Linked DNA regions of Homo sapiens: region 2 is linked to region 1. A link is an interaction called in ENCODE POLR2A ChIA-PET data of the cell type or tissue named here. Cell type or tissue: B cell. All regions are shown on one strand. Links, peaks and the distances in the headings refer to the core of each region. The heading gives the core; the rest is flanking DNA. Region 1 overlaps RASA2 (RAS p21 protein activator 2). Region 2 overlaps RASA2 (RAS p21 protein activator 2).

Region 1 (4,408 bases), core at 287-4,286:
GAAACACGTCCAACCTTTATACCTCAAGCTCCACATCTCTAAAATGAGGATACAAATCTGAGGTTGGCTAGCCAGAGATTTGTTTGGCCTGCACCAAATTTAAAAAATAATTTGTGACCATCTAGAAACTGAGAGCTAACAATAAATAAATTTGTATTTCTGGTTTCTCTTTAATAATCAAAATCTGGCAAAATGATTTTGAGTGGAAACTGCAGACAGGTGTATCTTACTAAATCATAATAATCTCTGCTGGGCTTTACTGCATTATACCTGGTCTGTGTATATTTGAGTTTGCAACTCCTTAGCCAGTTAATCTTCTAGGTTCTCTATAGCTCTAAAATCTGAGAGACAAAAAAAATAAAAAATAAAAAAATAAAATCTGAGAGACAACACTTGAAATTTAAAAAGCACAGAGTAACACTGATTTCTAATGCTTTCAGATATTAACACTTATTGCCAGTTTAACCTGATGAACACTACAAGAACTGGATATACATGTAAGTATGAATACTCCAGTACATTTCTATCAAATAAGTTATCCATTAAGAAAACTATGAAAAGATACTTTATGAGTATCACTACTGCTCATGTTAGAACCAACACTTAACTGAGCACAAAATGCCAGGCAGTATACCGAGTCATTTAACCTTTTCACAACTATGCTATATGATTAGTAAAACTACTATTCCTAATTTGTAGACAAGGAAGCTGAGGCTCAGAGAGGTTAAGTGATTAGTAGAAAAGTAGCAGAAAACCATGCTTTAAACATGCTACCTTAGCCTTTATCATTTAATCAGTTTTCACACACTTAAAAAATATTTTGTATATAATAAATCTTACACAAGAAAAAAACACTCCCATTGATTTATCTTTAACAGTTCTGAATGGAGAAAGGAAGAGAAGAACTGTCTTTATCACACATGACCTTCCAAAGAGTCTCAAATTTACCCCCTTCAGAGTACATCAGATTGCTGCAGGGTATGAAGAAACAAAAACAAAAAAAGGAGGGGGGACTGTCAAGAACTACTGAAAAGAAAAAAGTTATGTAGCTGTTATTTCCTTCCTTAGTGGCTCCTTAACTGTCATCTTGAAAACACCACTGGAAAGTTACACATTTGTGACATTAATCAGACAGAGAATGAGAAATAGTACCAATAGGCATATGGTGACTGCTGGAATATCTACCACTAAGCAGAGTTTTCCAATGCATAAATTAACATGGTGAGATAACTCAGTTGTCAAGCAATTTTCCTCACTCCTGGCAAATGACTTGTATCTGTAAAATAATCCAAGAGTCTATAATCCCACTCGATTGGTAATCTTTAAAAAAACAACACATTGGCCAGGCACGGTGGCTCATGCCTGTAATCCCAGCACTTTGGGAGGCCGAGGTGGGCGGGTCAGGAGATCGAGACCATCCTGGCTAACATGGCGAAATGCCGCCTCTACTAAAAACACAAAAATTAGCTGGATGTGGTGGCGTGCACCTGCAGTCCCAGCTAATCGGGAGGCTGAGGCAGGAGAATTGTCGAACCTGGGAGGTGGAGGTTGCAGTGAGCTGAGATCGCACCACTGCACTCCAGCCTGGTGACAGAGGGAGACTCCGTCTCAAAAAAAAAATCAACACATTAAATAACTCCTACCAGAAATCTGGTTCTGCCTAAGAACAAGGCACTATGATAAAATGAGGTAGTACCAGTGAGCAAACACTTGAGTGGGCACAGGACTCTAGGAATATGACACAGTTTGGGTGGCTAGCCGAGACTCAGTGAAGCAAAGAACTGTTTTTTCGTGTGTGTGTGTGTGGCTATAAAACCTGAACTATATATAAGTACAATTCCACATAAATAAGGCAATCCTGTATAGTGGTATTATATCACAAGGGTTTTTGTGGGTATAAAACCTGAACTATATATAAGTACAATTACACATAAGTAAGACAATGGCTAGTGACAAGACAAAGTCAAAGTAAACGCATAAATACCACTGCAACTCCTCAGTGATAAAGTCTACAGAACATAATCGGGGCTAGTTGCTGCATGGAAGTCATGTGCACAATAACTATCATACAGTTATCTACACTGCTATCATATTAATCACTTTTCACTGAAGCTTAATCTAGAACAAGAAGTTAGGAAACTACTATACACGAAAAGGCAAGTTTCACAAGGTATTGCCAGGAAGTGTCTATGGGTTATATAGATACGTCACCAAGTTGCGGGCAGGATCTTCCTGTGGTTTGCCTTGCCCACTTCCGGTTTCAGTTTTGAATGTGTGCTGATCTACAAGCTCCCTACAGACCCCTTCCTCAAGTGGCAAACCAAACTCTGAAGTACATATGGCAGGAATCTCTTCTGGGCTAAGCCAATGGTACCTATAGCTACAAGAAGCTTAGCAAGGCTACCAAGGTGACCAAGAGAGCCTGGTATGACAAACAAAAGGAAGGCAAAAAGCCAGGTGCTGGCAGAACTCAGGGCTACATGGACAGGCTATATATGGGATATGGCTGTTATTTCTGGTGACAGCATCCAGGGGGCCAAAATAGGATTCATATTGATCTTCGCCCCCCCTCCACAAAAAAAAGACACCTAGACACATAAAGAAGTTACACCCATGAGCATATAAAGGTGTGTATGTGTATATCTGTGTGTGTGTATGTATGTGTGTACACATATCCAAGAACCACTCAAAAGTACATACAAACCCACATAAGCAGTTAGGCAGCTAAAATAATTACATTCATGAACCCCCAAAACAGGCCAGAAGATAAATTCTTATGGCATTCAAACATCATAATTTTATTGAATATCCACTACATTAGACCATAGCCAATTTAGGAGTAATTATCAACTTCTTGACAACATAAATGTATTCATCAATTCCTTCCAATATATCATCTCACAGGCAGCTTTGTAGAGAAAGGGATGTGGGCTTTGGTAACATAAAGACTTTCTGAAAACTTGGCTCTGCTCCCTTACAATCCTGAGCAAATAACCTCTGTCTGTTGCTTCTTCTCTAAAATAGGAATAACAATCTTCTTCATGAAATTGGATTACATGAAATATTTTGCAAAGTATCCTAACACAACATCTGGAAACCAGGAAATACTCAATAAACATTAGTTCACCCCATCTACCAAGAATATTTTATATAAAACTGTAAAATTCAAAACTAAAATTCTGTACCACTCACACAAATGTCATATTTTAAAGGATCCAAAATTTTCAGACCCTTTTTACCACATTTCTCTGAAACAATGTATTAAAATTTTAAAAAGTTTTTCTAACATAAACAATTAGTCAAACAGGCAAAGTATATAAGAATTTGCTGTATTATTTCTACTTTTTTTTTTTTTTTGAGACAGGGTCTCACTTTGTCACCCAGGCTGGAGTGCAGTGGTGCGACCTCAGCTCACCGCAGCCTCAACCTCCTGGGCTCAAGTGATTCTCTGGCCTCAGCATTCCAAGTATTAATAGCTAGGGCTGAAGACACACACCACTATGCCTGGCATTTTTTTTTTTTTTTCGTTTGTAGAAACGGAGTTTTGCCATGTGGCCCAGGCTGGTCTCAAACTCCTGAGCTCAAGCCATCCACCCTCCTCAGCCTATTCTTACAATTTGTAAGTTTGAAATTATATCAAAAGTTACCAAAAAAACTTAACAGAAAAGTTGACTTTATTTCTTCTATAGCACTCAAAATGTTACAAAACCTAACATTTGATTACTCTTGTTTTGCAGATAGGATAGTCTTCCAAAGTAGAGCAACAGAGACTGGCACAGCTTAAGATTAATACTGTATCAAGTTCATTTATATAAATAGTTACTTTTGATAATATAATATATAAATATACTCCCTATAGGAAATCAAACCATTACAGATAAGGCTAACTCGCTCTTTTTTTTTTTTTATTATACTTTACGTTTTAGGGTACATGTGCACAATGTGCAGGTTTGTTACATATGTATACATGTGCCATATTGGTGTGCTGCACCCATTAATTCGTCATTTACATTAGGTATATCTCCTAATGTTATCCCTCCCCCCTCCCCTCTCCCCCCACCCCACGACAGGCCCCGGTGTGTGATGTTCCCCTTCCTGTGTCCAAGTGTTCTCATTGTTCAATTCCCACCTATGAGTGAGAACATGTGGTGTTTGGTTTTTCGTCCTTGTGATAGTTTGCTGAGAATGATGGTTTCCAGCTTCATCCATGTCCCTACAAAGGACATGAATTCATCCATTTTTATGGCTGCATAGTATTCCATGGTGTATATGTGCCACATTTTGTTAACCCAGTCTATCACTGATGGACATGTGGGTTGGTTCCAAGTCTTTGCTATTGTGAATAATGCCGCAATAAACATACGTGTGCATGTGTCTTTGTAGCAGCATGATTTATAATCCTTTGGGT
Region 2 (4,408 bases), core at 327-4,326, 86 kb before region 1:
CTCAGCCTCCAGAGTAGCTGGGACTACAGGCATGCGCCACCATGCCCAGCTAATTTTTTTGTACTTTTAGTAGAGATGGGGTTTTGCCATGTTGGTCAGGCTGGTCTCAAACTCCTGACCTCAAGTAATCCTCCCACCTTGGCCTCCCAAAGTGCTAGGATTACAGGCATGAGCCACCACACCTGGCCTTCTGTGGAAAATTAACCCAACGGAATAAACTCAAAAGTAGTTTATTTAAAGGACTGTGTCAGTCTACTGAAGGATAAGCTTTGCCTCTCTGCAGCTCTCAAATCACACTGTAGGAAGATGGCTTCATTTACACAAATAGCCCACTTGTAAAGGCAACAGAGTCTTCTCACAAGGCAAATTATTAAGTCATCCACCTTGGGGTTAGCTTAGCTAAGAGCCTAGGATGAATTTGACAACTGTATAGGGATCACAATCTATGGTATAACTGTGGGAATTTTTGGCTGATATTTCCCAGCAAAGGACAGAAATAGTCTCATTTATTCGATATGGAATCTTGCTAATTTTGCCTCTGAGAGTTAAAGAAACTCCCATGTTCTAAGAGGTTTAGCTGTTGTTCTTTGATAAATAACAGTATGGATTACTATGGATTTTTAGAAAACAGAGCACACTGAAGGAACACCATTTTCAGAAACTCAAGAAATTTAATGTGAGAAAAACATAATATACATGGGGTTACTGTCAAATATTTTTTCATTCTTAGTACGTATGTATCAGTGTGAGAAACCATAAACTACAGTAATATTACTGAAAGGATTCACTAGAGTCACAATAAGCGGCAAAGAAACCTTCACTGAGAACCAGGAAAAACCCCACAATAAAGCATAAACACAACTACCTGGCTGTTTGTGGTAGGTGAGCTCTCTGCTTGTTAAGCAGAACCATCGTTTCTTAAAATTCTTTTTTCCAATCCGAGTTCTTCCTTGAGCTCTTTTATACATCTCACTGCCAACATAACAGATGTAAACATTTAGCTATAAAAATTAAAAGTTAATCCAAAACAAAGAAGTATCCTTTAACTTTAAATGACATGAATAGTAGTGTAAGATTATATTAAATATATAAAAATGTTTTTGCTATCCATGACTGTTGCATTTATTTTGGCCACACTAAAGGAATAAGGTCTTTAATTAATTTAATATTTTTAATTGTACTATACAGAACAAAAAAGGGTCAAATGAGTGGTTCCCCCCCTTAACTTATAATAAACACTTTACATTAAGACTAATAGTGCTGTTACTTTTTAAAAGTACTCTAAATACCCATCATCTCACTATAATTGCAAAACAACTCTAGGACTGTATGCACAGGAAATCATGCTTTTTTGCCATAAAGTTTGTAGGACAGTAAAGGCGACTTACCTGACTGCTAATTTTGGCAGTTCTAACACAGCACACAAAGCCAGATCTCCTCACTCTTAGACCCACGCTCTTTGTACTTACTTAATATCTATACTGATATATGACTTTCACGTCTAATTTGATTAAATTACCCTTCTTTCAGGTGCACAGGCTCACTCGTACCACTGGACTCTTTAGTTTCAGTAGATGAAATTTCATCCAAGAACTAAATGGGGAAATGGGCAAATATTACACTGTGTGATAAGGTACATTATAAAAAATTCAGTTTATCTTACATGTCATTAATTATAATGGGAAGTTCTTCATTATTAATGAATACACATAATAGTAATTTATAAAACAAAACACATATTTAATTAGAGAGGAAATCCCTAATTTACAAATGACAAGTATTATAAAAGTATTATTTATTTATTTATTTATTTATGTGGAGACAGAGGCTCACTCTGTTGCCCAGGCTGGAGTGCAGTGGTGCAATCTCAGCTCACTGCAACCTCTCCTTCCTGGGTTCAAGTGATTCTCATGCCTCAGCTTCCCAAGTAGCTGGGATTACAGGCATGTGCCACCATGGGCAGCTATTTTTTTTTATTTTTAGTAGAGACAGGGTTACGCTATGTTGGCCAGGCTGGTCTTGAACTCCTGGCCTCAAGTGATCTGCCTGACTCAGCCTACCAAAGTGCTGGAATTACAGGTGTGAGCCACCGTGCCCAGCCTAAAACTTTGTTCTTAAGTTACTTAAAACCCAGAACATATTTCCTTGTAGGAATAATTCAATCCATAATTCCTTAACTGCAATTCTGAAATACATAACATTCTGAATACAAAGTTTTTAAATCTTGTCTTTGATTTGAAGTACTCATTTAGGGGTATAACTTAACCTGAACTGGTGTAAGGCTATTTACACTCTGTACTTATATTACTTACTGTAAGTATTCATATACTGTGCTATAAGAATTAATGTATTTGATTGTGGGGTGCTACCCTAGGCTCCACTGGGGGGTGTTAAATATAGTATATACTGATTACCTTTTGAAACTCTGAAAAACTGAATTCTGAAATACTTTTGGTCCCAATGATTTTACATATAAGATTGTGAACCTTTATTATAGGTTAAGAATCACCAAAGTATGGCTCAGAGGGCCACGTTTGACCTGTAGCCTGTTTTTGTAAGGCCCATAAGAATACAGGTTGAACATCCTTAATCTGAAAAATCCCAAATGTTCCAAAACCCAAAACTTTTTGAGTGCCAACAGGATATTCAAAGGAAATGCTTGCTGGTGCATTCTGGATTTTGAATTTTGGATTTTCAGATTAGGGATGCTCAATCAGTTAAAAAAAATATATATGGAGAGAGAGAGAATGAATAAAAGTATTTCAAAATTTGAAAAAAATCCAAAATCCAAAACACTTCTGGTCTCAACCATTTTGATAAAGGATACTCAACCTGTAACTATTACATTTCTAAATGTAACAATTAGGGTTACATTTAGGATTGTGAAAGGGTTGTGAAAACAAAGACTAAGTGGCAGAGACCTTATGTGATCAGCAAAGCCTAAAATATTTTCTCACTGTCCCTTTACAGAAAAGAGTTTGCCAACTTCTATCATATATAACTGACTTTAGCTCTGAGAGATGGTATTTCACAGTCATGACTGAAGAGTAAACAGATTATCTGGGATAATCGAAATCTAATCGCCATTTATAAACTTCCCATCAAGAAAATTTATAGTATCCATCTTTACCAAGTCAGCTAGTGAAAAACATTTAACTTCATAAATATGCTACCCTGACTGGTCAAGGGCTTTTTAGTATTTGGCTGTCTCTTCATGGGAAAGGGAAATCAGCAGTTCAAGGAACGATTCCTTTTTCCTTTCTTTTTTTTTTTTTTTTTTTTTTTTTGGGATGGAGTTTTGTTCTGTCGCCCAGGCTGGAGCGCAATGGTGCGATCTCGGCTCACTTCAACCTCCACCTCTCAGGTTCAAGTGATTCTCCTGCCTCAGCCTCCCGAGTAACTGGGACTACCGGCGCCTGCCACCATGCCCGGCTAATTTTTGTATTTTTAGTAGAGACAGGGTTTAACCATATTGGCCAGGCTGGTCTTGAACTCCTGATCTTGTGATCCACCTGCCTCGGCCTCCCAAAGTGCTGGGATTACAGGCGTAAGCCACCGTGCCTGGCTGGAACAATTCTTTTCTTTTCTTCTTCTTTTTTTTTAATCTACCATTACTTTGATTTTGAGGAACAATTCTTGTTCTTAAAGAAGAATCCTATTTTGCCCCCTAAATGAGCTATCCATTTATTTAGTTCATTAGATGGATATTACAAACTCAGAAACTCAGAGAGGGTCTGCATTTCTTTGCTTTTTCCTTTATACTTCTCTACATTATTCTGCTTAGGACTTAAAAACAAACCACATTCCAATAAGGATAGTATTGAGGCTCCAGTGCCTATTCTAAAGTGGAATTTGTAGGCACAGCCATTTTCTCCTAAGACTGGCTGACAATTGCCTGCCAGAGCTCAGACTTAAGGAGTTTTGAAATGGAATGTTTACTTCTGTTTGCTGGGAGAAAATATTGGTAAGTGAAAGAACAAGAACAGAGTTCCTTTTGCATTATATGTGGGTAATGTGGGTACAAGTATCCAAGGGAACTGAAGAAGCGCCCTATCACAGCATCGACTCTCCCAGATGGACCATGCACTAATGGAGTCTGAGTTATGTGAATATTTTATTTCTTAATATATACCTGAAGTCACTGATTTGTTAGCAAATATTTATTATTTATAATAATTTATTTTATTTTTTTGAGACAGAGTTTTGCTCTTGTTGCCCAAGCTGGAGTGCAATGGCATGATCTCGGCTCACTGCAACCTCTACCTCCTGGGTTCAAGCGATTCTCTCGCCTCAGCCTCCCTAGTAGCTGGGATTACAGGCACGTGCCACCAGGCCTGGCTAATTTTTTGTATTTTTAGTAGAAACAGGGTTTCACCATGTTAGCCAGGCTGGTCTCCAACTCCTGACC

The links. ChIA-PET counts read pairs that join two places held together with the same protein. Peaks named below come from ENCODE experiments on the same cell type or tissue, not always from the same donor. Only the 100,000 strongest peaks of a DNase experiment are listed, where the experiment ranks them.
Region 2: POLR2A ChIA-PET joins it to region 1 with 6 read pairs; 2 of 35 experiments call an interaction of 5 or more read pairs at or near these places.

The regions. Positions count from the first base shown.
Region 1 is chr3:141,496,821-141,501,228 of GRCh38, reverse strand. All of the region lies in intron 1 of RASA2 (RAS p21 protein activator 2), which reads right to left. Among named protein-coding and RNA genes, the nearest start is that of RASA2, 12 kb to the right of the region's middle. In B cell, for the core only: no CTCF peak of the experiment used is centred there; a DNase peak (open chromatin) is centred at 2,248; H3K4me3 peaks cover 1,104 bases; H3K27ac peaks cover 3,387 bases.
Region 2 is chr3:141,583,210-141,587,617 of GRCh38, reverse strand. RASA2 (RAS p21 protein activator 2) reads right to left here. Exons shown (of 24, transcript NM_006506.5): 18 at 1,520-1,593; 19 at 866-972. Among named protein-coding and RNA genes, the nearest start is that of RASA2-IT1, 60 kb to the right of the region's middle. In B cell, for the core only: no CTCF peak of the experiment used is centred there; no DNase peak of the experiment used is centred there.